2 separate regions of the Homo sapiens genome follow, and region 1 is linked to region 2. The links are chromatin loops, found by intact Hi-C in ENCODE. Cell type or tissue: ovary. All regions are shown on one strand. Links, peaks and the distances in the headings refer to the core of each region. The heading gives the core; the rest is flanking DNA.

Region 1 (16,584 bases), core at 4,088-12,087, 50 kb after region 2:
AGTTCAAGACCAGCATGGCCAAAATGATGAAACTCCCTCTTTACTAAAAATACAAAAACTAAGCTGGATGTGGCTTAGTTTTGGTGGGCGCCTGTAATCCCAGCTACTCGTGAGGCTGAGGCAGGAGAATGGCTTGAACCAGGGAGGCAGAGCTTACAGTAAGCTGAAATCGCTCCACTGCACTCCACTCTGGGAGACAGAGGAAGACTTAGTCTCAAAAAAAAAAAAACAAACAACTTCCTACCTCTGTTCATCCTGACTCTTAGTTGATGGCCTCACCTCACACTTCATTGAGGAAACATTCTCGTTTTCTGGGCATTCTCTCACCTACCAACAAGCGAGTGCAATTTATGCCTGTCTTCACTCATGCTTTTCTTCTCCTCTCCTATTATGAAGTGTGGGTGAGTGTGGGGGCTGTGTCTATGCCTACGAAAGACAAATTATTCTCCTAGTAGCAAGAGCTTCTCTTCTGATTATCACTCTTCTGTCCTACCTCTACAATTTCTCCCTCTTTATTTAATCATTTCCATCAGCATAAAAAGTTTCTTCATTTTCCCCATCTTAAAAAATAAAGCCTTGCATTGATGTCTCCCTTTTAGTTACTGCTTCTCTCTGCACGTCCTCATGGTCAATCTTGAAATAATTTTTCATTTCTATCGTCTCCACTTTTTTACCTTCCATTCTCTCATTGGTGTGTTTTGTGTACATTCAGTGTTCAGTGTGTACATGTTACTGGATGCAAGTATTCAACACGTATTGCTTGTCAGGTACTGCAGAAAGAGGCTTGTATGAATCTAATTTAACTCCACTACAACCTGATATGGTAGGAACCACATTTATCCACATTTTCCGAATAGGAACCCCCAGATTTAGAAAGTCAGGTAAATTGTCCGAAGTTACGTAATTAGTGGCAAAATCAGGCCTCAGCCCAATATTTGCTTAACTCTAAAGGCATATTCTTAAGTGCTTTTTTATTAAGTTTGTTCTTAATCCTCCTGCCAGCTTAAAACATCTACCGTCAAAGCCAAAAGATGGATATAGCAGACGTTAGCTCTTGGAAAGCTCCTGGTAATGGGAGGGACAAAAGTACATGGCCTTTTCCTTTCTAAGGCTCTCAATTTGGTGAAATAAATTTATATGGAGCATGAAATAAATTGTGTCTAAGCCTCAGTATAACTTTATGTTCAAACATTCTCTGTTGTGCCTGTAAATTTCTGTAGATAAGTGGTGAGAAAAAGATTTGCTGTCCTTGAAACTTGGAAGAAGATACAGAATAATCATCTTAAAAATGCCCAATCTAATCTTTGTTTTCCTGAAAAATAAGGCATAGTGTAGAAATAAAAAGGAAAACTTAAATACCCTTATACATAGAAAGTAGTTGGTTAATTGTATTTTTATAAAAAATACTATCCCCATATTTGTTTTTCATAGCCACCACATTTGTTGCTATGGGTTATTCAGTGCATACCATGCTTTGCTTGGCCTGTTACCATCAACGTCCTATCTGAATTATCATCCCTTCACTAATCAATTACCTCTTACTTTTCACAAATATAGATCTAATCATATTACTTCCCGGCCAGAAACCTCCCCTATTTCTCTAGCTGTTATAAGATACAATATAGTTTTCTATAAACAGCATATGAAGTGTTTACTGAGCTAGTTTCCAACAAATCTTCCATTCATATCTCCCTTCACTTAACACCTTTTTTTTCCTTCTTTCTCATTCTGGTCATATATATCACGTAACCTGTAGATAATAGTTGCAAGTTTTTAATCCAATCTATCATTATCAAACTTTATAAATATGTGGGCATGTATTCTTGGATACGTTTTGCAAGCTCTCTAAGCTTTAGAAATATTCTCCGCTATAAAATTGGAATAATAATAATATTATTTACCTTGAGGGATTCTGTGAGCATTCGACATTTATTGGACCATACATATTTTCATACCTACACACATACACATATATTTACTATCCATATGCATCCAAACATATTTACAGAAGGCATATGCCCATTAAGGGACCTATAAAAAATAGCAGCAACTCTTATTAATTTTGTCACAGAAATCATTTCCTTTCTTGTAATTAGTGCGTCACAATACTCATCACTGTATATCTCCTCCATAAAGCTTGTCACATGTCCCCTCTGGATCTTCCCAGCTCTTCCTATTTATGGCCGTGATAAGGCATTTTCTCCTTGGTTGTGACTGCTAGCTTATGTAACTAACTGTCCCACTAACATAGCCAGAATCTGATCCCCGGAAGGAAAGTGGCAAGAGTGTTTCCCTCGATCAGATTCGCAGAGTGCTTACACTAAAGAGTTTTACGTTCCTCAAAGTCATCAGGAAAAGTGTGAATTAGCTGGCCCTGGAGCACCTGAGACAGACAAGCTGTCTACTCTTGCTCAGCTTTCTGTAAAAACAGGAAAACTGCCTTGTGGAAAGGTGAGTGTCCCCCTCTCCAGGAAGCCCTCTGTCTGCATGCCACCCTCCTTCATTTTGCCACACCCTGAGCTGCTTTTCTCCTGAGCTCCTCCACTTGTGTGTATTTCTCATTAAGACCCTCTCTCTCCCTCTCTCTCCCTCTCTCTCCCTCTCTCTCCCTCTCTCTCCTTCTCTCACTCTGCCTCCTTTTCTTTTTTTTTTTTCCTTTTTTATATTCCTCCACCCCCCCACTCTTTCTGTCAGTCTTGTCCGTTTCTATACCATTTCCATGGTAAGGTGTTCCCTGTCTCCTGTCCAGCCTGCGCTGGTCTGGCCACCTCCCTCTGCTCACTCACGGTCTCTTGCTAGTAGTGGTCTAAGGATGATGATCTAATTTAGAATTCTATGCTTTAGAAAAGAAACAGGATCGCTGGGTGTGGTGGTGCACACCTGCAGTCCCAGCTACTCAGGAAGCTGAGGCATGAGAATCACTTGAACCTGGGAAGCAGAGGCTGCAGTGAGCCAAGATCACACTGCTGCACTCCAGCCTGGGTGACAGAGCAAGATTCTGTCTCAAAAAAAAAAAAAAAAAAACGAGAAAGAAAATTAAAAAAAAAAAAGAAACGGTAAGAAAAGAGTACAATTTTTTTTCTCTCCCAGCACATCATAATTATAGCAAGTTATTTCTGTTAATCAGCTCACAGAACACAAACAAGTGGTTCAGGAGAGGCAAGGTGCGTTTGGCCATGAAAGGCCAGGGTTCACAAGGTATCCAGAGAGGGCTTTGTCAGGTCACACCATCAGACACATAACAGGGCAATTTCTCTTTCTTAGCCTTAACCCTCAGCTGGGAGTTAGTGTAGGGAAGGCCTTGCTCTTCACAAACACTCCAGGATAAGGCGATAAGAAGATTACAAGTAAAGCCTCTCTTTAGCTATTCCACATCTCCTGTCAGACAGAGCAAGTTAAATTACAGTGCAGGCCACAAATGCATTGATCATCCACTAGGCTTGTACTACCCAGGATTTTAAAGATCCATGCCAAGGATAAGTGACGTCATCCAGCAAAGTTTATTTTAGCAAGGAGGGTAAGCCAAGTGCAAGGAGGTGAGGTTCTGGGAGACGGCCCTAACTCTCCAATGCTGAGTTCAATTCATATGTAATCTTCATCAGTGAATATTTCCTTACAGCCCATGAGAGGTGTTGAGAGAACACATGGATGATACAGCCTGTGCTCTGAAATGACTTACATATGTCTCTCTCAGCCTCCAGCCCCTCCCTCATCTTATAAATCCAGTCTCAAAACACAGAATACATCCCTAAAAATGGCATATTTCCTACTTAGAATTACTTTGTAAGTGTTCATGATGAAGCATGGCCTAAGTCATATGAAATTTTAGATCCTCTATTCTTTATGCATAAAATGTAAAGTTTCTCTGTTCGGACACAATGTTCTCTTATAATAAGCTTCAGTTATCCCCTTTCAGCCCATAAAACACATCGTGTACTTTAACAAAGATATAAAATTCTTTAAATGATTTTGATAGTCCATTCATACAAAGAAGATAGGCCTTTTTGAGGCTATAACAAGAAAAAAAAAGATAAATCATTAGAAACACTTAAAAATTCTGTACATGACTCTCTTCTTTATTAAAAAGACCCATTGTAAATTGGAAAGTTCCGAAGTCTTTGTGGTGAGGGAGAATGAATTATAATGACATCACTGGGTCGTGAACTAGGCCCACTGGCTACTTTCCAGAATGAAATTGACTAGGAGAGATCAGATGAGCCCATTCGTAGCACAAGACATCTGGGAGGCAGCCAGGGAATCGAGGTTCAAGCCCCCTATTTAGGACACACTTCCTCTTCCTCTTCATCATCAAATACGATCGTGATTTCCCAGGCAAGGCAGCTAGCATAGCAATGCATTTCAATTCATATTCTAAAGAACACCCAAAAAGTTCTTTGTACTCATTCCTCAGTGAAAGACCTCATGAAAAATATTAACATGTCAACATCTGGCTGACACCTTTGGTACATTTTCATCATGTTGCTGATGGGAAGCATTTTGCCTTCAAATAAGCATAATTTGCCAGTCTTTTCCATCTCCTTTTTTGTCTCTCTCCCAGAGTAATAAATGGTGTCTGAAGCCCAAGAGAAACTCATTTCTGTTAACAGATCATTTGTAAACCTTTAAGGGCAGCTAGTGAGAAAGGGGCATTTTTTTTCTTCTGTCTTAACTTTCCTGGTTGTCTTTCTAAATGCAAAATGACACCTCATTCAACGCTTTCTGGTGTCATCTTAATCTCCCTTATTTTACACTTTCTACCTTTTTGATATTTGCTATAGACTGCATGGAGGCTTTTTACCTAATACTGTAATACCTATTATCTGAGGCATTTAGGTATATAGGCTCTTGCCAGCTAAGAATAATGCAGATCAATTGGATGTCAGCAGCCCAATAAAGTCAGATAGTTTATATATATATATATATATATATATTTTTTTTTCAGGGCGGAAAAAAAAGCTATTTCCCCACCTGACCTTACAGCCAGCACATTTCAATATTAATATATTTTATGCATGCATATGATAACGTTTTACTTTCCTTATGGTTCTGTGGGGAAGTCTCACTTCCCTCTGCAGAGGATTATTACCTATTCTGAGGGATTATGATTATAGATACTTACTAAGACAAGAATAATTGACCATAAAAAACCTTTTATATTCCCACAATTATTTTTGCATTGACTAAAAGTGTCAAGAAAATCTGATTTTATTAGCAGGCCTCTAATTTTGCCTTCATTTAATTTTTTATCTGGCTTTCTCCCCCCAATATGTTTTTAGTCTGAGATATCTGGCAGTTGTACAAAAGAACAATTTGTTACAGAACCTTTACCGAATGGAAGTTCTATAATCCAAGCATAACATGAAGCATCAAATAAAATAAAAATGTATGAGATCAGTAAAGGGGGCATGCTCCAAGGTAAGGAACCGATCTAGAGCCTAGAAAAAAAGAAGTTTAAATCAAAATGTGACTGCTCGGCTATGAAGTAAGTCTGTGGAACAAAGGGTCAAATGCAGTTTTGACCTTTCATTCCCCTCCACCCACCAATAGGTCAGATCCCGTCAGCACTGAGCCTATTTCCAGTAAGGAGCAAGAAGCAGAGCTATGTGTATTAAGAAGCAGTGTGGAAAACTCTAGAGGACACTTGAGGGGAAGAAGGAGAAAATACACTTGGTCTTCCGGAAGTAGGGATGGAGTGGGCAGAAGAAGTAGAAGTGACACGGTACCCATTTGACCCTTGAAAACAAAACCAGCTCTGGTAACCTCATTTGCTTCTTTCCCCGCCTCTGTCCCTCAAATATTAGAAACAAGACAAATCCAAGATCACAAATGGATATTGTGGTTAAAGGCATGACTGCAACTGGAAAGAACTCAGGCTAAAACAAGGAGGAAAAGTGTTCCACTTCTACTACTAATTGATAGAGGATTGTTGGCAACTCCCTTCTGGCACCAACATTCTGTTGATTCTAAACGTATTCCCTTTTCAGATGACAGATGATGCAGTGGAAAGGAGAAGTGGGAGTCATATAGTATCCATTTGGCCCCTGCAAACAAAACACATCCTGGTTAGCTCCTGTATATACATAGTGGGTCTTAACTTTTCAGATTTCCCTGAAATCAACAATGAGAACCTACAAAAAGGAAGAATCACTGGAACCTTATAGTCTGTCTCAAGACACCAATGAGGCACCTACAGGCGGGCCCAGTCATCTTCCCCAAGTGATGTGAATGGAGATCGGTGGCCATTGATCACCCATTCTCAGCTTCATATCTTATTTCTTGTCTACCAACAGAGGGTATCATGGTGAAGAAACTCTCTCAGCTCTTTGAGGAATGCATGTTCATGGGAAGAGACTAATTCCTGTTCATTCCAAAGTTAACGGAGGGCCAGAATGAGGACTTCAAGAAAATAACATGTAGAGCTTGGGGGCCCCTTTGACAAAGGGAAACTGACTTCTTGCTCTCCCTCTAGATGCATGCTGGAGCCAAGAAGCTGCAGCACATTTCAGTGTTGCCATGACAGAGAAGAGGATCGTGATGAGGGGGAGTTTTGCAAGACTTGACATGTGCTTATTTGAGTTTCTAAGTGAAGTGTCCATTAAGACTGTGCCCAAGATTGGTCAAAAGAGGACATCAGACATAAGAAGTCTACTGGGAAGCCAGTCAGATTGCCCTATGAGGGTGGGGCTGCTGGGGCTGTGGTGTGAAATGTACCTGGGAAGATGATGGAGGAATCTTTTCTCTTTACCCTCCAGTGGTTTCCTTGGCCCTCAGAGTGTGCAAAGAGGACTCGGTGGTTCTTATGTTTCCACCTGAGAAAGTAGGGAGATTAAATGGGTCAGAAGGCTGCTAGGCTAATCCGGAGGGGGATAAAAACTTCTGGAGATGTCAAAGGAATGTGCAGATCTTCAGAAAAAGGTGTAGGTGGTTAAGCTCCACCAACTCAGGGAGAAAGCCTACATCATGAGTGATAGTTGCTGAAGAGAATCAGTGAAGCCAAAGACTCTGCCCCAACCTGACCCAGCAATTTAGATAAATCCTTCTTCTTTCTCCCTTGTGCTTGACATCCTCCCTTCAACACTAGAAGGTCATTCAAGGACAGGGGAAGCCAAATGTGCTTTCAATTCTTCCTGGTCTCAGTCAGACCAGGAGCGCCAGAAGAGCTTGACCAAGAACAGGGAGAAGAATGAGATGGTAGAGGAAAACTCTTTTCTCCCTTTTCTAACCCAAGCAGCTAGGGTCTAGTCTTTTCTAGAAGCCATTGGTGGAAAGGAGTAGAAGAAATTTAAAACCAATACGAGACGTTAATTTAAAAATAGGCTAAATTTAGTTTTATATCTGTGAGGGACTGGAAAGCTGTAGGATAGTGCCAAGGTATTTTTTTTTTTAATGTGAAACGGGATTCCGACATAACATGGTTGAAGGTCAGGAATGGAAAATGAAATAAAATCACAATCAACAAAATCGAACCTGTTTTGTTTCATATCCAATTTTAACTTACTCAATAAACCAGTTACAGGTTTAAGAGTTTAACTACCCTACCTGCCAATCTAACCAAAATAACTGCCTTCTGAACTGTTCAATAATTTAATATAAGCAACAGGAATATATAATTAGGTTGTTAAGGGATTATTTGCTGTATAACTAGTTGTTGATGGTTACAAAGCAAAGTGTGACTGCTTTGTCAATTTCAGTTATGTACTTGGGAAGAAAGTCCCTTGCTTCCATACAACCTTATTTATTTAGGAGCACTCATTGTCATTTCTTGCAGGTCCTTCCAATTGTCAGGTTTCATTTAAGAGGGACAATTGTAAGAACAACCTATAAATAAACACACATCACTGGTTTCATCCTCAAAATAGATAAGGAATCATACCTTGCATTATGCATTCTGCTAAGTCTTTTTTGGTACCTCAGGGAATAAAATGATAACTTGACAATTTTATCATATACAGTCATGGGCTGCATAACATCATTTCAGTCAACAATGGATTGCATAAACAACAGTGGTCATATAAGATTATAAGATTAGATTTTTACTGTACCTTTTCTGTGTTTAGATATGTTTAGATACACAAATACTTACCATTGTGTTACAATTGCATACGGTGCTGTACATGTTTATAGCCTAGGAGAAAAGGCCATACCATACAGCCTAGGTGTGTAGTCAGCTATGCCATCTACATTTGTGTAAGGACGTTCTATGATGTTCACACATCGACAAAATAGCCAACGATATGCTTCTCAGAATATATCCCTGACGTTAAGTGATGTATGATGATTTAATTGAAGGAAAGATAAACATGAGATAGATACTTCAGGGTAATTAGCAGAAGTTTGCTGTGGTCAGCAAATTCACCAGGCCATTTTCAAAACTCCAAGATATTTGGTGGAGTATAAACATGATCACCATCATAACCAAACAAGAAGCTGTCCACTTAGGTGTCTCTAAGCAATGAATTCACTGGTGTCAATTTGTTGACACTCATTTATCACATATTTCCTATTGAACACAAACCCTGAGGTCATAACCAGGAGCTACTTACATCTCCACTTCCTACCAAACCCAAGGAGGGGTCTAATTGCCTTGGCCTGTGGTCTCTGGCACCCACACCAACCTTGATTCTGAACATGAAGGCATATTTGGTTTTCCTAGTCTTTGACTTATATCAATTCAGTATTCCAAAAGAAGATCCTGCTCTTACCTACGGCACGCTAGATCTGTAGTCCTTTAGAACATTTCCTTCTCATTATTTTACCTGTATTCTTGACCCCTTCTGTCCCTAAACCATAGCCTCAAGAATGGACCATAACTAAATATGGTAAATTGCTATGGTTTTCACGGCAGAGCAGTGGATCAGTAAGAAATGTTCCTAATATCTCAAATAACCTGAAATTAATTCACTCATACAGTCATCAAATCCTGCTTCAGTTGGTCTCAATGAATAAAATACTAGTGTTTGGATACCACCTTATTTACTTCTCCCTCATCCTAGAAAACTATCGCCTGATAATGCCCATAGGTACATAGAAGATACCATACACTTATAACCAGCAGGTTTTTAAAACTTAAACAGGAATAGGGAGCCTAGAGTCCTATACTTGGGCTTTAGAGTTGGACAGATTGAGCTCTAAATCCTAGTTCTACCAATTTTCTTTTCTTTTCTTATTTTATTATTATTATTATTTTTGAGATGGAGTTTCTCTCTTGTTGCCCAGGCTGCAGTGTAATGGCGTGATCTCGGCTTACTGCAACCTCCGCCTCCCAGGTTCAAGTGATTCTCCTGTCTCAGCCTCCTGAGTAGCTGGGATTACAGGCACCCACCACTATGCCTGGCTAATTTTTGGTATTTTTTTAGTAGAGATGGGGTTTTGCCATGTTGGCCAGGCTGGTCTTGAACTCCTGACCTCAGGTGATCTACCTGCCTCGGCTTCCCAAAGTGCTGGAATTACAGGCGTGAGCCACCGCACCCGGCCTAGTTCTTCCAATTTTCAATGTGTGGACTTGGGCAAGTCACTTAAACTCTCTGCACTTTGTTTATAAAATGGGAGCAATAATGTCTTCCTGATTGGGTCGTTTCAAGGATTAATGAAATGGAATAAAGAATACATGCCTAGATTCCACAGCAACATCGTTTTTGGTCTGAATTCAGGGTCCCTCACTTACCAGGTGTGATCTGCGGGCAAGTAACAAATATTTAACTTCTCTCTCCTCCAATTTATCATCTATTAAATGAGAATGCTAATAGTAACCATGTCATTGAATTACTTTGAGTGTTAATTCAGTTAGTATTGACAAAGTGTTTACAAAGTGCCTGGCCATGGTAAATGTTCAATAAATGTAAGCCGTTGTAAATGATATTATTGTAATATAGTATCGCTTATATTACTACCCATAATAACCAAGATCATGAGGTGAATATTAACAGTCTTCTTGGCAGATTTGACTTGAAATCAACTACAGTCCACTGATTGAAGGGTGTTAAACCCAAAGGCTGAGGGACAAAGTGTCTAATGTGACCCCCTAAATGGGGACACTTTGGGAACCTTTAAAATGAATAAATCGTATTATAAATAAATAAATAAATATATATATATATATATATATATATATATATAAAGTTGAAGGTACTACAGGTAATACCAGGATTAAAGGATAAAACAGTCTCTTGTTTCTCTAGTGGTATAATGAAAGTAAAATATGTACAAAAATATCTCCAATGCAAAGCAGGAAGTAGTAAATGTCAAAGACATCCACAGATGTGGTACAATTAAAGTGCTAAGGCGGTAGAGGGTTTCCTGTATAAGGAACCAGAAAGGGTTCTGCAGAGGAAGTGGCATTTCTTGACAACTTCTAGCTTCTGTTAAAGGCCCTTCTGCTGACCACTAACCCTCTCCTCATTACCACAGGGTAAGAGTTACCCCATGCCAAGAATGCTCACTTTCCTTCCCCTGCTTGGTGAGCAAGTGCTCATCTTGTAAGACCTCATCAAGGGTTACTTCCCTGATCCCCTTTCTCCAATAAATTCGGCCCTCCTTTATTTGGGAACACATGACTTTGTACCAACGTCTCTCTCTCTTGATCTTGTAATTCATGTTAGCTTTTCTGTAGTTTTCACTGGACTGTGATTTCTGTAAGGGCGTGGACAATGCTTTGAATTCTCAGTGCCAAGAGATTTAAAATTTTTTGGAGTGAATGAACTCTGCTTTTTACAATGAAGAAATCTAAAGAAAAGAAAAAAAATTATTGCTCTCAGTGAGCAGAAGCGTGGAAGAAAGGGAGGGGGAAAGAGCTAGTTGTTTGCGATTGGCTGATGCTGTGTAATCTGATTTAATTGTCAGGATCCAAAGATTTTTAGTTGGCATTCCTATCTCCTTTTACCCTGTGGATGCTGAGATTGAGAGAAATTAAAGGCCTTGTCTAAAGCCACAGAGCTGTGAAACTGAGTAACTGGGATTTAAGCCCAGGTGGTTTCCTTCACTGCGTGATGCTCCCAAATGGAGAAATCCATCATTATGATGTTACTAGGCTGTAAAAAAGAAAACAGCCACTTGGACACAGTCTAAAGAGTCTTTTCTACCTCCCCTCAGGACCACCATGGAGTCTGATCTTTTTAATAAAATAAAATAAAATAAAATTTGCCTACCTGGAGAACGGGTAATCGATTCCTGAGGGAAGAAAACCAGTGTTTCTCTCTTTCTTATTCTGTCCCCTCTTCCTCAATCTCTCCTTCAACCTCTCTGCCTCCACTCCTCTCTCTGATATGGAAGAGTTTAACTTCCTAAAGTCATGACGATAATTGAGTCAAACCTCTGCTAGGATGTTGGTTTATCCCCTCAGGAGTCTGACCTGAGCTTCAGTTCGTAGGATAACATACAATTTAAATTTTGATTTAAATTTCCTATATAATGGGAAATAAGCCAAGCTGAAATTTTGTTTAAAAAATTGTTTTTTCAGGAAAAATCAGAGATAAATGATTTATAAGATAAAATAGACATTATTTATAATTAAGAAAAACTAGAAATAACGTCAACATTCAATAATAGAAGTTTAATAAACTATGGTAACTTATAGGATGCAATATTCTATATTTATTTAAAATGTTTCCAAAGAATATAGAAGAAATGGAGTATGGTTGTGATATATTACTAATTCAGACATCAAAATACAAAGAAAGCAAAATTTTAATTTTATAAAGCTAATATATACATAAATGTGTATATATTTGGAGAAAAATTATGAAAAGATTGGAAGATGATACACTAGAACATTAACAATGGCTAGTTCTGGTTGATTTTAGCTGGTGATTCTATAGTTTTCTAATTTTCTACAATTAACATGGAATACTTTTGCAATCAGAAAATAATTTCAGGTTTGACAAATGCTTGTTAAGCAGGTGGAATCTCATCTTGAAATTCTTCCTAGAAAAAAAATTTTTTTTTGCTGCTTCATCCCAACCATTGTTTCCAGGAAGGAAGCTCTGTTATCCTGAAGCTTATGTTTATTCACACTGCCTCACTCTTGCTCATGTCAGTCTGCATTCTAAAAAACATTCTGATACAGTTCAGTGCACCGAAAAGAATGTAAGCTTCAGAATCAGGCAAATCTGAGCTTGAGTCCATCTTTCCATATTTCTTAGCTGTGCAATCTTTGGAAAACTGTATATTCTTTGAGTTTCAGCTTCCTCATCTAATGAGAACAGAATGGGACAGCATTGGCAGAAGCCACAGAGGCCCTCAGATACAATGTAATAGTAGTCATCAACACAGGTCATTAGGTTCTCTTGCCTCTCCTTCTGTGTACCCATCCAAATTTACTCATCCTTAAGGTCTGACTCACATTTTAGTTCCTCTACAAAGTCTCCCATTACTCTCTCTGCCAAATTATGAAGTCTTCAATTTTTAAGAATGCTTTCTGTAGAACTCACTTAGCGCTCATACATAGCTTCATAAATTTAGTGAGTCCATTGGTATGTCCCCAACTAGAAGGGACAGGGGCATATCATCCACACATGGCATCCATCTCCTTCATTTATTATAAGCTTTTAATCAGCAGCTAATGATGGGGAGTTGAATCTTTTGCAGATGAGTTTTGAATGTTAAAGTACATTTTTGAATCAGAATGTAGAGGAGTAAAAACCAAAGTCTGCAATCACATTCCCTCTTCATTCACCTGGAGCAGGCTGAAAATCTGTCAGTGGCCTGTGGGTGGTACTGGTGACTAGATCTGAATTGTCAAGATAGAAGGTCACCATCCCAAGAGACAGGAGTGCTCAAAAAGCCATGGAATGGTCCTGATTCTTGTCAAACTGTGCAAAAGTGCTAAGAACATAAATTGGTGAGTACATTTGATAAGGTGAAGCAAAGTGGACGGGTCCTGCAGCTATAATTTCTTCTCCCTTGCAAGTCCGTCAGTCAAGTAGATTACTAGGAAACTAGGTTTCTATGGAATAGAAGCAGGGAAAGAGAGAGAAGGGAAGATATACCCAATCACACCTCTCTCAGTTGTATTTCTATTAGTATCCTCATTCTAAAATTATTGACATGCCACATCTAATGACCAAGTCTGAAGCTTTCAGGCCAAAAGGTATCAAATGCCTAAAATGTCATTATTTTACTTCTGAGAAGCCACTAGCTCTTTTATTCTCATACACTTGCTTATCTTGAAGTGGTGAACCACATAAATAAATATATTTTGATATTTGATCTTTTAAAACTAGACACTTAGCAATATATCTTTAATATAGCATTTTTTTCTCATAGCTTCTTTCAAGATCTTTTTCTTTAAATTAAGAAAAACATAAACTATCCTATGTATCCCTTCCTGGTGGTGTCTAGAATATACTAGGAATAAATACATAGGTAGGAATTATGGGTTAGGCTGTGGGTTGAGATCTGCTTTTTAAAAAATTTTGAAATAAGAAATCCACTAAACAATGCATGGAAGAATTTTTTTTGTTGTTACATTGTTCTCATGAATGAAAGTTTCATTGTTTGGCTTCAGCCAATTTTTTAAGAAACTTACAAATGATGATGAAGGCAAGCTTTTAAAAAACACCTTTGGTCATAAATATAAATAAGATTTTCATGCCAGAGAGTAATTGGTGCTTTGTTCATCATTTGAATAGCAAAGGAGGGAGGTTTGTTAGCTCTTTCTCATTTAATTCTATTGACCTGCCAAAATTTTACAGAACTTAGTAACATCCATTATTTCTTTTTTACATATAGTTATTGCTATCCCTTTTATGAGATCTTACTTTGTGTCATCTCACGTTCTTCCTTCCTTTTCTTTATTTGCATGTCATAAAAATGCTGAATTTGTACAACTTTCAGGTAATTATTTTTATGAGCTCACAGAAGGTTATCTTCAATGCTATCACAAAGCCTTCCAGTGGTCAATGAATCATGCAGATTATTTCATGATCCCTTGTCCAAGATTGCTACAGAGGCATAGGTCTCTTCATGAAAACACTTTTAAAAATTGGGAGCAAAAGATATTCTTTTAACATTAGTTGTTCTTTTTTCCTAAATACAAGCAGTAACCATATTGCAAAATATTTGAAAAGTAGGAAAAAAGCACAAAGAATTAATTCCACCATCTCCATAAATGTTGTTAACATTTTAATTCATATCTTTCTATTATATAAAATATATACACACATAAATGTACAGTTTGTACTCTGATTTATTCCAACTTGCATTAGAAAGGGAACGTTTTCTTTTGTCACCAAATAGTTTTCAAAATCATTTACCAATTATTTGTATAGTCATTGACTGAATAAACAGTCATTTAAAGTTCTATTGCCTTTTTAGACTATCTTGGATTTTACCTGAAAACAAAATATCTATTTTTAAAATAGAAAGACATGATTTTGTGCAGTTTAATTTGGTCCGGTTATGCACATTCTCCCCTAATGCCTGAGTCACACATAATTAAGACTCTCTGCTAAATTCAATGAGTTTAAAAAGTTTAATGAGCCTTTTCTCCAATAACAAAAGATAAGATTCAAATGAAAGAAAAACACCTTTATTCACGTGAGATGATAGTTACATGGTAACAGCAGCTGTCACTACACAGAGAGAGCCAAGAAGGGCCCTTGGTTCTGTAAAATCTGATTCACATGTGTGGACTGGAACTTCTGAATTCTAGAGCAAGAGTGAGCAAACTGGGACCGGAGAAGCAAATTCAGCCCATGGTTGCTTTGGTATCACCTGTGAGACATGAATGAATTTTACACTTGGAAATGTTTGGTTAAAGAAAAAAAATCCTAAGAATATTATTTTGTGACACATGAAAATTATATGAAATTCATATTTCAAAGTTTTCTTAGAGCCCGATCAACACTTATTTTTGTTTACAGATTGTCAATGGCTCCTTTGTCACACTAGAACAGCGGAGTTGAGTGGATGTGAAGAAAGTGGTATAGCCCACAAAGGATAGAATATTTACCCTCTGGTCTTTTACAGAAAAAGTTTGCTGACCCCTGCTCTATGTAATGAGGTTCTGAGTAGGATAGCAATAGAAAAGTCTATGCTCATTTTCTTTCAGCTCTCAATCCAAATCCCCTTCCTGTTTTCAGCAGGATTATTTGTGCCCATGAGGGAAACACGAAGGATTGTCAGTATTCATTTGCTATCAGAACTGCCTTTGAACTTCAGGGAAGCCGCCATCTTGTTTTAGTTCACTCCTCTAAAGCACAGTGTCTGCAACATGAAACACTAGTAAGTTCTTTAAACTTCTTGTTATCTTGAGACAGGGCAAGACCTTTACCCAATTTATTTAGTTATGGAGGAGGAGGATGAAAGATTGGGTCCTAAGTGTTATTCAATGGCATGACATGGTTTTCCCTGGAAGGCAGCCAGAACTGATGCTTATGAGGTGTTTGTCTGATGAACTGTACCCCTGTGACACTAAGCAGAGCCCGGAGGAGGTGGCAGTCCATCTTTGTAACTCAGGTTTGATTTACAAATCAGAAGAATGTGCAGAGCCCATGGAAACCAGACCCACCCCTAAGACAGTCTAACAAGGAAATAATGACCCCTGCTTATGAATAACCACTTGGAAGGTGGGATGATTTGGACTGTTGTTGAAGTACATTGTAACATTTTCATGAAAGCAAAATAGAGCCCAGGCAACTGCTGACTGCTTTAGTAACTGGAAGTCTGGAAAACAATTATTAGCCAGTTTTTGTGGGTTACAGAGAATCCATCTAATTAAAGGAAGCCGTGTAGTGAATGTATGGAAACTTCTAACACAGCTAACATAAACAGAAAAAAAAAGTTGGAAGGAAGAAAATACTGTGTCAAAATGTCTCCAGGATTAAATTCCAACTTCAGAAAAATAAGATGAACCCATATATTTGACAATGAAATTCTCTTATAACAGAATGTCATAATTTCAGAAAATTAGATTTACCATGAGCTATAATACTTCTTGCTATTCTACTCAACTTCAGTTTTACATCCTCTGTACAATTTCGTGAGACTCTAAGAACTGATTTTAATTTTGCTCAGAAAAATTCTATGTCTACAGAATTCTGTAGAGTGTTTGTCAGTGTTTATAAAAAGTAAAAATGTGGTCATCTGGGGTCAGTATAAAATATAATGCATGTACAAAAACATGATTGTCTTATTTGTGTTAATGCATTAATTTTAAGTAATGTTTTATTTTTTCCAATTAAAAAGCAATATGTTTATTAAAGAAAATTTTAAGGCCGGGCACGGTGGCTCATGCCTCTAATCCCAGCACTTTGGTAGGCCAAGGTGGGCGGATCACCTGAGGTCAGGAGTTCCAGACCAGCCTGACCAACATGGAGAAACCCCATCTCTAGTAAAAATACAAAATTAGCCAGGCGTGGTGGCGCATGCCTATAATCCCAGCTACTAGGGAGGCTGAGGCAGGAGGATCCCTTGAACCAGGGAAGTGGAGGTTGTGATGAGCCGAGATCATGCCATTACACTCCAGCCTGGGCAACAACAGCGAAAGTCCGTCTCAAAAAAAAAAAAAAAAAAAAAAAAGAAAATTTTGAAAATAGGGAAATTGAATGAAACGAAAGTAACCTCCATAATCCCTCCACTCTAACACAA
Region 2 (16,584 bases), core at 4,177-12,176:
AGGTTGAGGCACAGTCCTCCAGACTGCCAGCCTTTTACAAGACCTCTAGCTCCAACTGCAGAGAGTTAACGTCCAATTGCAAAGTGAGAGGAAAGGATGCACACAAGACCACCACCATTTCTCACACCAAGTGCAAATTCACGGCTTTCCCCAAACCACCCACAATCTTGATAATTTACTAGAAAGACTTTCAGAACTCTCTGAAAGCTATAATACTTGCAGTTACAGTTTATTACATGGAAAGGATACATTAAAATCAGTCAAGGAAAAAGATACATAGGGCAGAATCTGGGGATGTCCTAGATGTGGAGCTTCTGTTGTCCTCTGGACACCTTACCTTCCTGGAAACAATGGGTGACATATGCACGTACACCATCAACCTGGGAAGCTCTTCTGAACTTCAGAACTCAGAAGTTTTATTGGGGTTTTACTATGCGGTCATGATTGATTGATTAATATATCACATGATCTGAGGGGCTTATCACTTGGAAAATTCCAAGAGTTTAGAGGTTACCTCCCAGGAGCAAGTGGCAAAGGCTAGACTTCTCTTTGGGTAACACCAAATTCTCTACTACACCGTTATATTAGTTATTGTCAGTTGGTCTGTTGAATTTTATTTTCGTTTTGTGTATGATGCTAACGGAGCTCCAGATATATGAAGAAAAAACTGATTGTCCTGAATGAAGAAACAGAAAAATCCATAACTGTTCTTGGAGACTTTGGCACTCTTATCTCAGTAATCAATAGAGCAAGTAGACAGATTAACAAAAATACAGAATATTTCAAAAATGCTCTCAACAAACTTGGCCTAATTGAAAATTACAAATACTCCACCTAAAAACAGCAGAACACATGTTCTTTTATAGACACTTGGAGTATTGATCAAGAGAGATTATATTGTGGGCTATAAAACAACCTTCTACAAATTCAGAAGAATTAAAATCATACAAAGTCTGTCCTCTGACTATAGTAATTAAACTAGAAATCAATAACAGAAAGAAAGTCACTAAATATTTAAGATTTAAAATAAAACACACTTCCATATTTGGCATGGGTCAATAAGGAAGTCAAAATGGAAATTAGAAAATATTTTTAATTGTATAAAACATGAAGCAACAACATATCAACATTTCAGGATGTACCTAAAGAAGTGCTTAATCCCAGCACTTCAGGAGGCTGAGGCGGGCGGATCACCTGAGGTCAGGAGTTTGAGATCAGCCTGACCAACATGGAGAAACCCCATCTCTACTAAAAATACAAAATTAACCAGGGGTGGTGCCGCATGCCTGTAATCCCAGCTACTCGGGAGGCTGAGACAAGAGAATCGCTTGAACCCGGGAGGCGAAGGTTGCAGTGAGCCAAGATCGTGCCATTGCACTCCAACCTGGGCAACAAGAGCAAAACTCCATCTCAAAATACATAGGATTATACACTTATGTTAACGAAAGAACAAAGGTCTCTAATCAATAAAATAAGCTTCCATCTTTATAATGTAATAGCAAAAAAAAGACATATAGATCAATGAAATAAAATAGAAAATAGGTGTTCCAAAAATAACCTCATGCATATGTAGTTAATTTTTGACAAAGGTGACAAGATAATTCAATAGAAAAAGGAAATTGTTGTTTGTTGTTGTTGTTTTGAGACAGGATTTCACTTTGTCACCCCGGCTGAAATGCAGTGGTGCAGTATCAGCTCATTGCAGCCTCCAACTTCCTGGGCTCAAGCAATCCTCCCGCCTCAGCCCCCCGAGTAGCTGGGACTACAGGTACCTGCCACTGTACTTGGCTAATTTTTTGTAGAGACAGGGTTTCACCATGTTGCCAAGGCTGGTTGTGAACTTGTGAGCTTAAGAGATCCGCCTGCCTCAGCCTACCAAAGTGTTGAGATTACAAGCATGAGCCACTGTTCCCGGCCGAAAATCAAAATACTTTTTAACAAACAGAGCTTAACAATTTGAATATTTATATGAGAAACAATGAACATCAACCCATGTCCAACAAAATAAATAAAATTAAATGAATCATAGATCTAACAATAAAACCCAAAGTTATAAGACTTCTATAAGAAAAAATAGAAGATCATCTTTGTGACTTTGGGTCAGGCAAAATATTGTTAGATGCATAAAAACAAAAAACAAATAGGAAAATATTGATAAATTGTACTTCTTCGAAATTAAAAGCTTCTGGCTTTTAAAAGATACTTAATAAAATGAAAAGACCAGTGACATCCTATGAGAAAATATTCATAAAATCCATATCTGATAAATAACTAGCACCTGAAATTTATAAAGAACATTCACAACTTAATAAAAAACAATTTAATACAAAAATAGAGCAAAGATTTTAGAAAACGCTTTGTAAAAGAAGAGATAAAGATGAAAATAAGCAAATGAAAAGCTACTGAACAATGTCAGTCATTAGGAAAATGCAAGCTAAAACCAAAATGAGACACTGCTCTACATCTATTACAATGGTTTAAAGAAATGACAACACCAAGTGTGCTGCCAAGGACATGGGCAAATGGAGCTCCCCTACATTGTTGGTGGAAATGAAAAATAAATCAGCCACTTTAGAAAACACAATTTCCTAACATATGACCCAGCAATCTGCACCCCGCCCCACACTCCCCACCTGCAGTAGGGTTTTACTCATGAAAAACTAAAGCATATATCCCCAGGAATGGCTGTACATAATTTTTATCACAGTTTTAATCATAATTGCCAAAACTGGAAAAAACGAAACATCCATCTACTGGTGAACGGATAAACAAATTCTGGTACATCTACAGAACAGAACACTAGTCAGTAATATTAAGCAATGATCTCCTGATACATTCAATAATACAAAAGAATCTCAAAAGCATTACACTAAGTAAGAGAATATGTCTGCCAAAAGACACACACTCTCTAGTCATATTAATTCATAATAACAATAAGAGAGGGGAGTCTAAATGTTCATGAACAGTGGAAAAGATGACAAATCGCTATGCTATATTCACTTGAAGGAACATGATGCTAAGGACTGAATATTGGTGTCCCCCCAAAATTCATGTTGAAACTTAACTCCCAAGGGGACGGCATTAAGGGGCAAGGCCTTTGGAAGCTGATTAGGTCATGAGGGTTCTGACCTCATGGATGGTATTAGTGCCCTTATAGATGGGTGTGAAGGAGTGAATTTGTCCCTTTCACTCATTCTAACATATAGGAATGCAGCAAGAGGCACCATCTATAAATCAGACAGCAAGCTGTATCTGCTGGTGCCTTGATTTTGGTCTTCCCAGCTTCCAGAACTGTAAGAAATACTTTTTATTGTTTATAAATTACTCAGTCTAAGGTATTTTGTTACAGCAGCAGGAACAGACTAAGACACATAGAAACGAAACTACTAATATATATAATAATGTAGATGAATGTTAAAAACATCATGTCATGTGATGTTATGTGAAAGAAGCCAGAAACAAAAAAGTATATGCTGTATGATTTCATTTAGATGGAATCAGCAAAATTCTACTACCATGACAGAAGTTAGAATAAGGGGACTTGGCATGGTAGTTCTCCTGGATAATATTCTGAAGAATGTTTTCCAACTTTGTTCCATTCTCCTTGTCACTTTCAGGTACACCAATCAAATGTAGGTTTGGTCTTTTCACATAGTCTGATATTTCTTGGAGGCTTTCTTCATTCCCTTTCATTCTTTTTTCTCTAATCTTGTCTGCACCCTTTGTTTCATTAAGTTGATCTTCAATCTCTGATATCCTTTCTTCCCCTTGATCACATGTTCTCACTCATAAGTGGGAGTTGAACAATGAGAACACATGGACACAAGGAGGGGAACATCACACACTGGGACCTGTCAAGGGGTGGGGGTGGGCTAGGGGAGGGATAGCATTAGGAGAAATACCTAATGTAGATGACGGGTTGATGGGTGCAGCAAACAACCATGGCACGTGTATACCTATGTGACAAACTTGCACGTTCTGCATACGTATACCAGAACTTAAAGTATAATAGTAATTTAAAAATAGGTTTATGGCACAAAAAAGAAAAGAAGGGGAGTTGGTATACTTGAGAAAGGGTTTGAGAGAACTTCCCAGACTGATGAAAATGGTCTATATGTTGATCAAGGAAGTAGTAGTCTATACAGAGGCAAAAGCTCATTGAACTGTGCAATTAAGATTTCCTCGCTTTAATAAGTATAAATTTTATCTCATTTAAAAATCAATGTAGGCCAGGTGCGGTGCTGCATGCCTGCTTTGACAGCACTTAGGAAGGCCAAGGCAAAACGATTGCTTGAGCTCGGGAGTTCGAGACCAGTCTGGGGAACATAGCAGGACCTTGTCTCCACTGAAAATCAAAAGAATTAGCTGGGCAGGGTGGTACACACCTATAGGCCCAGCTACTTGGGAGATGGAGATTGGAGGATCACTTGAGCCTAGGAGATCAAGGCTGCAGTGAGCTTGATCACACCACTGCAATCCAGCCTTGGCGACAGAGCAACACCCTATCTCAAAAAATAATAATTAAAATAAATAAATAAATAAAGTAGAAAAATAAAAATAAGTAGAGAGCAACTTGGTGAAATTGCTCCTTCTAGAGCAGAGACAGGAAAACCGCAAGGTAATTGTGGAGCATCTTGTAATGACAGAAAATAAAGAAATGCTTGACAAACAAAACCTGGGACTGGGACAAGTCAAAGACACACAGCTATCAATCTGGGAAAGTTGCAAATGGCAAAAACTGGAGGAATTTGAACAAAACAGGTAATGCAGTGTGGGATTATAACCAATGTGAAATAAAGATACAAGAGTCAATGTTTATATAAATAAATGATTGAATAATTAAGTGAGGGAGAAAGGGCAAATTTTTCTTAATTTCAAATAACGCATGTAACATACTCCACTATTAAGTGAAGCTTAATTAAACCCCTTTCCCTTGAGTGTGGGTTGGATTTAGTGATTCTCCTACAAATAATAGAATATTAAAAGGGAAAAATAGTAATTTTAGAATGGAGAAACCTTTAGAACACTACTTTAACCAAGCGGTCAGTGTTAACGATGATAGCTAGAAGTCACATGAATATCTGATATAATTTGGGTTTAAAAATATCACCTAACGCAGTAATTCCATATCCCCTTTTCTGCTACTCACTTATCTATATTTTGGCTATTTTTTATTAGTCCAGACTGTCTATTAGCTTGGAAATTATATCCTTTTACCATTTCTTTTGGTAGTTGCCATAGAAATCACTTTTTAAAATCAAATATTAATTTTTTATTATCCTCATACAGGACAATACAAGAAACTTAAAATATTTTATCTTCATTTTTTCTTTTCCCTACTTCCAGAGTTTTATATCGTTGTTTTTGTATACTTTAATATTTATGTTTTAAAATCCATAAGATATTGTTAATTGTGTACTATAATCATTTATGTTTGCCCATGTTCTTATCATTTTGCTGCTACTTTTTGTTTCTTTCTACGTTTCTGAGATTCCATGTGTAATATTTTTCTTTCTACATGAATAATATCTTACACTATTTTTTGCTAGTTATAAGTTTTTTTCTCTCTCTCTGCTCCTTGACCTCATTTCACTCTATTAAGAAGCATTGGCTGGGTGCGATGGCTCATGCCTGTAATCCCAGCACTTCGGGAAGCCGAGGTGGGTGGATCACTTGAGGTCAGGAGTTTGAGACAAGCTCAGTCAACATGGTGAAACCCCATCTCTACTAAAAATACAAAAATTAGCTGTGCTTGGTAGTTCACGCCTGTACTCCGAGCTACTCAGTAGGCTGAGGCAGGAGAATCACTTGAACCCAGGAGCAGAGGTTGCAGTGAGCTGAGATCACGCCACTGCACTCCAGCCTGGGCAACAAGTGAGACTCAGTCCCAAAAAAAGAAACGTCTTTCTGTCATCTTCTTCATAGTTTCACTAGGTATGAAATTCTAGTTTTGCATTTATATTCTCTTAGCATTTTCAATATATACTTTTATAGTCTTCAGACTTTTATTGTTTCCTTTCAGAAATCAGTTGTCAATCTTACTCTTGCTTCTTCAGTGGTTATCTGTCTGTTTTCATTGGCTTCCTATATGATTTCTTCTTGGTGTTGATTTTTAGCAGTATTAACTTGTGTGTGATTTTTAAAAATCTAGGTGTTCATTTTTTTAAAAATCAGTGGCTTATCTCTCTTGAGCATCAACAAATTTAATCCCTTATTTCTTCAGCTATTTTTTCTGACCCATTGTTCTTTTCTGTTTCTGGAATTTTAACTCACACATTTTATAAGTTTTTTTTTTTTACAGTATCCTTAAATTCCTTATTCCCCTTTATTTTTCCAATATTTGGTTTTTTGTTCTTATTTTGTACATGTCCCTCTAAACAAACATCCAGTGCAATAATTCTCTTTTTAACTGTGTTTAATCTGCTGCTAAACCAATCAATTGAATGCTAATGCAACTCCTAACTTTTGTCTTCTTAAATTATTTTCAGCTCTTTATTTAAATTTTCCTCTATTTCTTTTATCTCCTTGAACATAGTAAATGTAGTTATTTTTAAACTATATGCTTCATAATGCCAATACCTAAAACATCTACAAGATTGTTTTTATTGCCAGTCATTTTGTGGTTTTTGAAAATCATACTGTAGTGTCTCATTATGTGCCAGTTCATTTTATATTGTGTATTGGACATTTGATCAAGTTCTAGGTTCTTGACCCCAATTTAGCCATTTGAAGAGTCCCCTGTCCTTGGACATAACAATTAATTATTCAAGGATGGTACATGAAGCAATTAGGACTAAACAGAATCTTTTCCAAATTTTTGTTTGTTTGTTTGTTTGTTTTTCCCCCAAGTGCATTAAAAAAGACTTTTATTTTTTCTAGTATGGTTGTTTGGTAGACTGGAATTTGCATCAGGTTTCTTAAAGCTATCTTGTCAACACATCAAGATGTTCTTTCTGAGAAAGCAAGCAAGCATAATTAATCAAAGTCAATAAACAGAGTAATAAAGTCATGATTATATCCTGTTAAATGAGCTTGAGAACTATATCTGTATTAGCCATTCCCACTCCCCATTTGCACAACTCAAGAAATTCCGTTTTTAAATTTAGATTATTTAAATGGGTTTTTTATCACAGTCATTTAAAGAAATACGAATTTGTTGAATCAAGTCAGGTACAAGGGAAATTAGATGATTGTAAAAGAGCTGAAGTAGTTTGTCTGGAGGCAGGAAGACAAAATAGAGGACTATTAATAAATAGCAAAGTTCTAATCTAACAACAATAGAAATGAAGGGAAATATAGGTTATGGATTTGAAAAAATATATTAGGAGAAACAGGTAATATGTTGTGTGTGGAAGCTTCCTAGTGATATTTATCTATTACGGCATCTCTGCAAGTTAAGGATGACACAATTTTCATGACTTTTATGTACTTTCTTAGTATCAGACTGTTACATAGCAAATACTGGTATGTTAACTCAAAATAATTAATTCTGGATAGATCATGTGTTAGCAATTTTACTTTTACTTCTTGTACATTGCTTTATCTGTATGATGAAATATGTGCATTGCTCCCTAAACAGAGAAACTTTCAACGTTCATCTCAGTGGATGTGACAACTTCATTTATCTTAATCTTTGCAAGCAATGGTATAAATATAATTTGCATTGTTCTACAGAAACTATTTCAGTTAAAAAAATAGGCAATCAGCTGCCTTCCTCTCTAGCTTAAGGTACGTGTGACCAGGGAGACCTTTCCAAAAGAAGGTTATAAAAGTACTTAGATAATAGATAAGGCTATCCTGCCCAAACTGGAATACATGCAAGGGGGAGATGAAAGACATCTTGCCAGAGCCTAATGTTTCTAGATAAACATTGCTGGTTGTGGATGATTTTAAAACACGTATCTGCTTTCCTGCGTTTCTTCTATTCACTATTATTGTTGAATCCAACTCTAAAATTGGCATCTGTGGCAGAGGAGCACCTTGTTCTCCATGAAGGGTTATCAAGGCCATAATATGCAGTTTTCCTTTTTCCAGAGTCTTAATTGTACTAGTAATCTCACACTTTACTTTGAATTGTGAGAAATCGGAAAAAAAAGAGCAACAAGAAGAGTGAGTTCGGTTGTGAAACATGGAATTGTTAGTCATAACTGCAACATTTCTCATCGGAAAATCTCTTTCCCAGCTATGGGAAAAATAAAGATTGCTTAGAAAAATTAGAAGGAATGAGACCCTTCTCTCTCATTCTCTCACATTTTTGTAGAGTAAAAGAGGCAAAGAACTCCCATGTCAGAATGAATCATCCGACTGGAATTCACACATAGCATATGATGAGGGGGCTACAGGCTACAAAATGCCAGATGCAAATGTTGAAGTTATAGCACGTTTCTGAAATGGCAACTTGAAGTCAGCCCCTTCACACTCACTCTTTCCAAACCCTGGTTTGTGTCTTGTCACCTATACTATAAACAAAGCAGTAGTATTCATAGAGAAAAATAGGGAGATGTGGAGACAAAGCCAGGGAACTGATTAAGAAAGAAAAGACAGAGAAATCCTGTGTGTTTGCAGCCAAGAATGAAAACCTTACAATTACGCACACTGAGATGTGGGAAGATTCCTCAAATCTTGTTAAAAAGAGTTAAGTCAAACATATTTCTATCAACACTGATTCTGAGACAGTTCCAAAGTCGTATGGTTGATTCTGCTGTGTTTCATCAATGATTGTGCTATATAGGCTGGAGGGAAAATTTGAAAGTTACATCTGGCAAGAATACAGCAAATCCCCAGGAGGTTTATATTAAGGTACCATTCAACTGGCAGGTGTCTTCACATTTGCATTGAGCAATACTTAACTGCAAGTGTTTTATGCTAAGAGAACATGCATGTAGATTCCAATACATGTTATAAATTGTATACTGCTTGGCAATTTCTTTCATTTTAGACATATTTTTTCTTATTAAAAATGTGATAAATATATAGGACAGAAAATTTGTAAAATGTAAATGCATACATACACTCACACAGAAAAATATGAAAGTCACCATAATGGTACTATCCATTGTTATATTATTTTTATTTTTATTTGTTTATATTTTTTGAGATGGAGTCTTGCTCTGTCACCCAGGCTGGAGTGCAGTGGCAGGATATTGGCTCATTGCAACTTCTGCCTCCCGTGTTCAAGTGATTCTCCTGCCTCAGCCTCCCGAGTAGCTGTGATTACAGGCGCCCACCACAATGCCCAGATAATTTTTGTATTTTTAGTAGAGGTAGGGTTTCACCATGTTGGTCAGGCTGGTCTCAAACTCCTGACCTCGGGTGATTCATTCACCTCGGCCTCCCAAAGTGCTGGGATTACAGGCATGAGCCACCGTGCCTGGCCCCATTGTTATATTTTGAAGAAATCAATCTATTAGTGATTTTTTTTTTTACCAAATTGGATTCATTATTGCAATATCCAAACTCAAGGTGTTTTAAAATATAATTGGGAGAAAGGTTGCCAAATGGAAAAATAAATGTGAATATACCTCTAAGAAGAGAGGGAAAGGAAGATATGTTTTCAACAGAAGCTATTTGTAAAATGGGGAAAAATTAATGAAAAGATTATAAGATAGCAGAAAGACGTTTGACATGATATGGTTAGCTTGTTTAATTCTTCATGAGAGTTTTAATAAATTTGTCTTCCCTTTATTTGAACTTACTTTTATTTTACATATTTAAAGCTTTTTTAGTTAAACTCAGTATTTAAAAGCCCCTAATTGGAACCTGCATTGCGGGTAGGAAAAAAAGGGATTTGAAAGATAGCATGAATCAACAATAGCAAGTAGTTGAGTTTGACTGAACAATGGGGCAGTGGTAGGAGTTTAAGCTGGAAAGGAGAGAACAGTGTATAATTAAAGGAGGGGCTTGAAAACCATGCTGAAAGTATAGTCAATACATACAAGCTGTTGAAGGTATGACACAAATGTGTTTGTTTTTTAAAGACATACTCGGAGTGTCAAGTGAATAGTGTACTAGAAGGTTGCAGCTAGTCACAGGGAGATTTGTTGCAATAGTCCAGACCCCGCTTCTCCAATGTACACAACACACATGTCTCAAAAATGTGGACCTGCTTTACAGCATCTATAGGGATGCAAGGTAGGAGACAGATAAGGAGGGAAATTCAATATTAAAATGAACATGGCTTGGTAACTGTTGAAAGATGGAGAGAAAGGAGAGGAAAAAGTCTTGGCAGACAATCACGTTCTGCCTTCATCCTGGCAAACAGTGATAAAAATCTCTCAGATAAAGCAACCAGAAGGAAAGGTTTTATATTAAGAAGAGTTCAGCTTTAGGTAAAATATTGGGATATTCGCAATGGCAAGCGGTCTTAAATACAGAATTGGATTTCTGGACAGTGGTTGTAAGGTACCAGACATTTGTAAGTTTTTTACATATTTTAACTCATTTAGTACTCAAAACAACCAAATTACACCCATTGTACAGATGAGAAAATTTCAAATAGAGAGATTAAGTGACTTTTCCATGGTTATTGCTGGCTAGGAAGTAATACAGCCACAAGATAAACCTGATAGTTTGAGTCCTGAGTCTGTGTTCTTAACCATTACACTATACTTGCTGCAAAAAATAAAAATAAAATGTAAAAAGTCATCATAATGATGACTCCAAGAAGTTGAAATCCTAGTAAAGAATAAAATAAAGGTTAGTAGAAAAAAGAAAAAGAAAAATGAAGAAGAGAGACAGAATCCACTGGAACATCAACAGATTAAAAAAAATAGGGAGGAGGAATCTAAGAAATAGGTGGTAAAAGAACAGGTCAAAGGTTGAAAGAAAAAAGCAAAGGGAAAGACCAAGGAGAATAACAAATGGATGAGAATTGGATAACAAGAGAGCTGTCAAATAAGACTGGCATTGAAAAGTCCCCAATGCATTTGGATCAGGAAGTTGGCTGCCACTTGGTCAGAGCAGTTTCCATGCATTAGTGCCATAGCTGGTCAAATTCAATGGGTTGAGAACTGACAGAGGACTGAGGAAATGTTGACAGTTTTCAAGAATTTTAACTATGAAGGGAAAGAAAATTTGTAATGATTTTTATGGTACCACAGGATTTTATTAACATCATTTAAAACGAATAGTCGTGGCACGGGGTAGTGGCTCACAGCTGTAATCCCACCCCTTTGGGAGGCCAAGGCGGGCGGATCATGAGGTCAAAAGTTCGAGACCAGCCTGGCCAACATGGTGAAACCCCATCTCTACTAAAAATACAAAAATTAGCTGGGTGTGGTGGTGCACGCCTGTAGTCCCAGCTTCTCGGTAGGCTGAAGCAGGAGACTCGCTTGAACCCAGGTAGCAGAGGTTGCAGTGAGCCGAGATCGCGCCACTGCACTCCAGCCTGGGCAACAGAATGAGACTCTGTCTCAAAAACAAAACAAAAAAACAAAAAACGAATAGTCGTAACCTTAGCATATTTCTAGGTTGGAAAGAAAAGAACTAGCAAAGAGGGGAATGTCTAGAATGAAGGAGAATGTACCTTCAACAAGACCAGAAGACATAGGTTCCAAAGAGGAAATGGAGCATCTGCTTTGGGCAAAGGTAGAAGTTCCTCTTTGGTAGGTATGACAGCAAGCAGTTAGAGTTCAATCCTGGAATCTCCTATTTTCTTTAAAAATCAGGAGATGAGGTTTCTTGCTACAAGAAAAGCGAGAAGGAAATGAAGATTTGAAGAGACTGATTGTATCCTTTTGCTAGGGGTGCCCAGATTGGATGGCTTAAAAAATAGAAATGTATTTTCTCACTATTCCGGAGGCTACAAGTCTGAGAAGAAGCTGTCAGTAGGGTTAGCCTCTCCTGGCTTGTAAATGGCTGCCTTCCCCCTGTGTCCTCACTTGGTCTTCCCTCTGTGTGTGTGTCTGTGTTCTCATCCCTTCTCATAACGATATCAGTTGTATTGGATTAGTACTCACCCTAATGACTTCATTTTAATTTAATTACCTCTTCAAAAGCCCTATCTCAAAATACAGTCACATTTTGAGGTATTGGGGTTTGGGACATCAACCTATTAATTTTGGAGGACACAATTTGGCCCATAACACTTAGAACTCTTTGGAATAATTGCTGTTAAGAAGGGAGAAATGACTCAGCACACATACGTGGGTACTTGAGTGGTATAGAATCTAGGTGGGTTTAAGAATCATGAATTCGTAGTGGGACAGGGAAGTCTGTTGGTAAGAAGGGATGAAGCAGGAAATTGAAGTGACCCGGTGAGATGGGTATGTCTATCAGGAGTCCTGGGTAGGCCAGACATTTAGAGGAAATGCACCTTATTAGCCAGGCTAAATATGGAAGTAAGTGAAGAAAGTTTGGATAGACTAGAAGAAACTCAAGAAATTAAGATACTGAAGAACCTTGATATTATGTTAAATGTAATAGAAATGGAAAATCTGGAAAGCTCTAAGGACCAGAGTCTGTGATTAGAGAATGGGCTAGTTAAGTTTTAATGGGGAGCGCAATTCCTGATAGCGATGAAGTCAAGGTTAAGGTCATCACATGGTGTCGATGGAATAGAGATAAATGTTATTGGAGTTGAGGTCAAGACCTATGAATCAGGATACTGACTGTGTCATTCTTATGGACATCGAAGTTGTCTAGGATAAAAGTGAAATGAGTGGTGGAAAGTGTATGACTCAAAGTTCTCTGTGACAAGCAAGGAGACATAAGAAGGCTAGTAGTTGACACCATTCTGCATTATCCTCAAAAAGAGAGGTCTTTGGGCCCCTGTAAAATCAGCATTAGCGTGAATCAAACTAGGGTAACTGCAGCCCCATGGATGCTGAATTTGACCAGCTAATTGTATCCACCTGGGGCCACCCCAAGAACTTGGCTATTTACTGCAGTCCTTGACATTTATTGTTTAAGAATTGGCCAGGTGTAACCTAATCTAGAGCTGTGGTATACTGGTGAGGAGCTTAGGCTGGGGAATAAGACTGTATACGTTCAAATCCAGCCACTATCATTTACAGGATACCTGACATAGGACAAGTCATTTAACCTTCTTGGGTCTCCATTTCCTTTTCTGAAAAATGAAAATAGTATTAGCTCAGTTCCTAGGGTTTAGAAGATTAAATGAGACAATTCATATAAAATGTAGAGATCAGTACTTGGTTTGCAATAACTACACAGCTCATTTTACCTATAATTATTTAAAAGCCATCTCAAAATTCTGTCTCTCTTTTAAACTGTGCATTCATTCACTCCAGTACCTGGGCTGCTCATCCCAAAACACCTAGTAACTGCTAGCACTTAACAGCATTTGTCAGATAAATTAATAAACAACTGAGATACATTTGTCAGTACTTGGATGGACAATATAATAATGACAGGGGAAGGTGGTTGTTGGTGATCTCCATTCACCTCTTCAGCCAAAAGTCTTATTCTTTAAGTCTTATTTTAAATGGGGTTTAATTTCTATGGGAAAAAAATTGCAGATATCCTTGAATTTGTTCATTTAAAATGATTCTTACATTTATTTATTATTATTATTATTATTATTATTATTATTATTATTATTATTATTGAGATGGAGTCTTGCTCTGTTGCCCAGGCTGGAGTGCAGTGGTGTAATCTCAGCTCACTGCAACCTCCGCCTCCTGGGTTCAAGCGATTCTCCTGCCTCAGCCTGCTGAGTTGCTGGGATTTCAGGCACAGGCCACCACACCCAGCTAATTTTTTGTATTTTTAGTAGAGATGGGGTTTCACCATGTTTGCCAGGATGGTCTCGATCTCCTGACCTCGTGATCTGCCCACCTTGGCCTCCCAAAGTGCTGGGATTTCAGGCGTCAGCCACTGAGCCCAGCCAATTCTTACATTTAGAAACTTTAGGCTCAGCCATGGTTATACATTTTATGGCTGTACTACTTTACTATCAAAAAAATATTCATTAGCAGCATCCATCATCTATTACTGTGATAAATTCTGAGGATACAATACATTTACTTCGTTAGTGTCTGTAGTTCAGCTAAGAGTCAGCTGATGTAGGTGGGGCTCAGCTGGGCTGCTCTGCTTCATGCATTGGATCCAGCTAGGCTTGGCTTTCCCCTCTTTTTATGGCTGGCACTCTGGTCTGCTCCATGTCTAATCCCTTTGGGGCTCAGGCAGAAGCAACCTGGAGAAAATTATTATGGTGAAAGGCAGAGGTGCAAGCAGGCAAGCCCAGTGGCACAAAAACATATCAATCCCTTGCTTGTGAACAACTTCTTAACTTTCAAGGAAGTCATGCAGCCAAGTCCAAAGTCAAGGGGTCGGGGAAGAGCATTCTGCTTCTGTAAGTGTAAGTGGTATGGCTATGGAGAAAGACGTAAGGAGAGGAGTTGGGACTAATCTTTGAGTGGATCCCAGGTACTTGGTGCTGAGTAACTCTTAGATCCTGGATTAGCAAAGAAATATCAGATAATATTCACTATAATACAAAAGAGTAAAACAATGCATTTTACAGCAATATTTAACCATGTTTGAAATGTTAAATAACTTTTAAATCAGAAATAACCAAAGGTGAAATGAATTGGACCTCTTGTGCCTGAAAACCCCATCCAGTGCTGAAATGCCAGGTTCTATGGTGGTCTACTTAACCTGCAGTAAATTCAGCATTCCCTTCCTCATTTATTCTACTGAATCCAGTTATCAGTGCAAATCTTGTTTGCAAGACGCACTATAAATGTGCAAGTAACATGTATAGTAAATCACCCCAAATTTATTTAGCATCCAACATGCTTTCTGAATTAAGGGAACAGATAGAAAATTTGAACAAGCTGGACACCCACTGACAAGGAAGTATTTCACTGTGGGAAGATGGACCCCAGACCCCAAAAGTGGCTATAACATTTACATGGGCATTTACTGTCTGACAAGAAAAGGCGTTCAGCTTCTTTGAGTTTCTTCATCCTTCAAATAGGAGCGAGCCATATCAAATGCTTTCTTGTAAGTCTGAGTTACAAATAAATACAAATATATTCATTTCCAAGTAAAATTATTACCAATACAATACAAATAAACATAAATAAACTGTTGTTGTTGTTATAACATGGAAATTATAATAATACCTCTCATACAAGATTGTGTGTAACGTTTATATATAACACAGTGAATAAGGACTCCAGCATATAGTGGGTGCACAAAAAGAATTGGTTTCTTTTGGCAGCCTTTCCTTTAAATACACAACTGAAAAACTGAAGCAGATGTGCCCTGTCTGAAAGCTACATTTTTTCCTCCTAATTATTCAGAGAAAAGGAAATTCCCTTTTTATACATTTATGCCTTTCCAAGTACAAATTGGCAAAAACATATTCTCAAAAAACTATGCATTTTTTGCACTTTAAAAGGCAAAAGACCTACAACTGGACTTCTTACTTCTTCCCTTGGGGAGACAAATTCTGATGATATTTTTTTCCTTGTTTTCAGAAATGGGAAGATTTATGGTGAAGTGGCATGAACTGGCCCCTGGGATTCTAACCAGGCCCTGGGGAGTGTGTGGGGGTACAGAGGGGGCAGAATTTCTGCTCTGACCCAGAGGACAAGTCAGAGCGGTGACTTCTGGTGTCCTTTGAACTGGGACATCCTGAAGTCACTGGGTTGATGAATTTTGAGACAAGCTCGTTCGACGTTACCATAGGGGATCTGTCTATTGTTTTTAAGCAAGGAATTAAAAATTGGCTATATTTTGTAAAAGTTCTTAAGATAGTCAACAGCCATTTCTCTTCTTTTAAAAAGATAGCTGAATTCTCGGTCACAAGAAAGTAAAATAATAACAAGACTGATTAACGGAACACCTGCCTTTTTTAAGTCATGACGTGTTTATTATAAAGTAGGTATGAGTTTCCTCATATTTAAATGGAAGATATAAAACTCAGAATGGTTAAGCAGCTGCATGCTTCAAATCAATCTCTAGGTGCATAATTACAAGATCTGGGACTTAAACCTCATTCAGTGGATTACAGAGTGAATCCTTTTTCTACAGGACCTCACTGTGGCTGGTAGGTGGAATGCACTCTATACATGTTCATGAAGCAAGTGGCAAAATGAAACAAAATAAATTTGCATGAAAAGGGCAATGATATCTCTATCTTGTACTAGACTATCAAATACAAAAAGGATCTTTCTGAATGTCCGTTTCTTCTTAGTTGTAATGGGGATCCTTACCTTATACTGAGGCTTGGAGACCTAATTTGTGTAATGTATGGGAAGAGCTAGCACAATTCCTGGCATGTGGTATCCAGATAATCAGGATGATGATTGTGATGGTTAATTTTAGATGTCAATTTGCCTTAGTTAAGGGGTACTCAGATAGCTGGTAAAACATTATTTCTGGATATGTCTGTGAATTTCTAGAAGTGATTGGCATTTGAATCAATGGACTGAGTCAGGAAGATTCACCCTCATTCAATATGAATATGCACTATCCTATCCATTGAGGGGCACAATAGAATAGAAAGAATAAAGCGAATTTGTTCTCTCTCCTGGAGCTGGGACATCCTTCTTCTGCTCCCCTTGGACATCAGGACTCCAGGTTCTTGGGCCTTCACACTCAAGAACTTATACC

The links. Peaks named below come from ENCODE experiments on the same cell type or tissue, not always from the same donor. Only the 100,000 strongest peaks of a DNase experiment are listed, where the experiment ranks them.
Region 1: it touches region 2 in a loop (1.8-fold over the local background); 1 of 110 quality-filtered maps calls a loop at or near these places.

What each region holds. Positions count from the first base shown.
Region 1 is chr15:95,436,718-95,453,301 of GRCh38, forward strand. It overlaps LINC00924 (long intergenic non-protein coding RNA 924), which reads left to right. Exons shown (of 6, transcript NR_027133.1): 2 at 15,078-15,219. Among named protein-coding and RNA genes, the nearest start is that of LINC00924, 12 kb to the left of the region's middle. In ovary, for the core only: no CTCF peak of the experiment used is centred there; no DNase peak of the experiment used is centred there; H3K27ac peaks cover 392 bases.
Region 2 is chr15:95,386,576-95,403,159 of GRCh38, forward strand. No RefSeq gene overlaps it. Among named protein-coding and RNA genes, the nearest start is that of LINC00924, 38 kb to the right of the region's middle. In ovary, for the core only: no CTCF peak of the experiment used is centred there; no DNase peak of the experiment used is centred there; H3K4me3 peaks cover 687 bases; H3K27ac peaks cover 842 bases.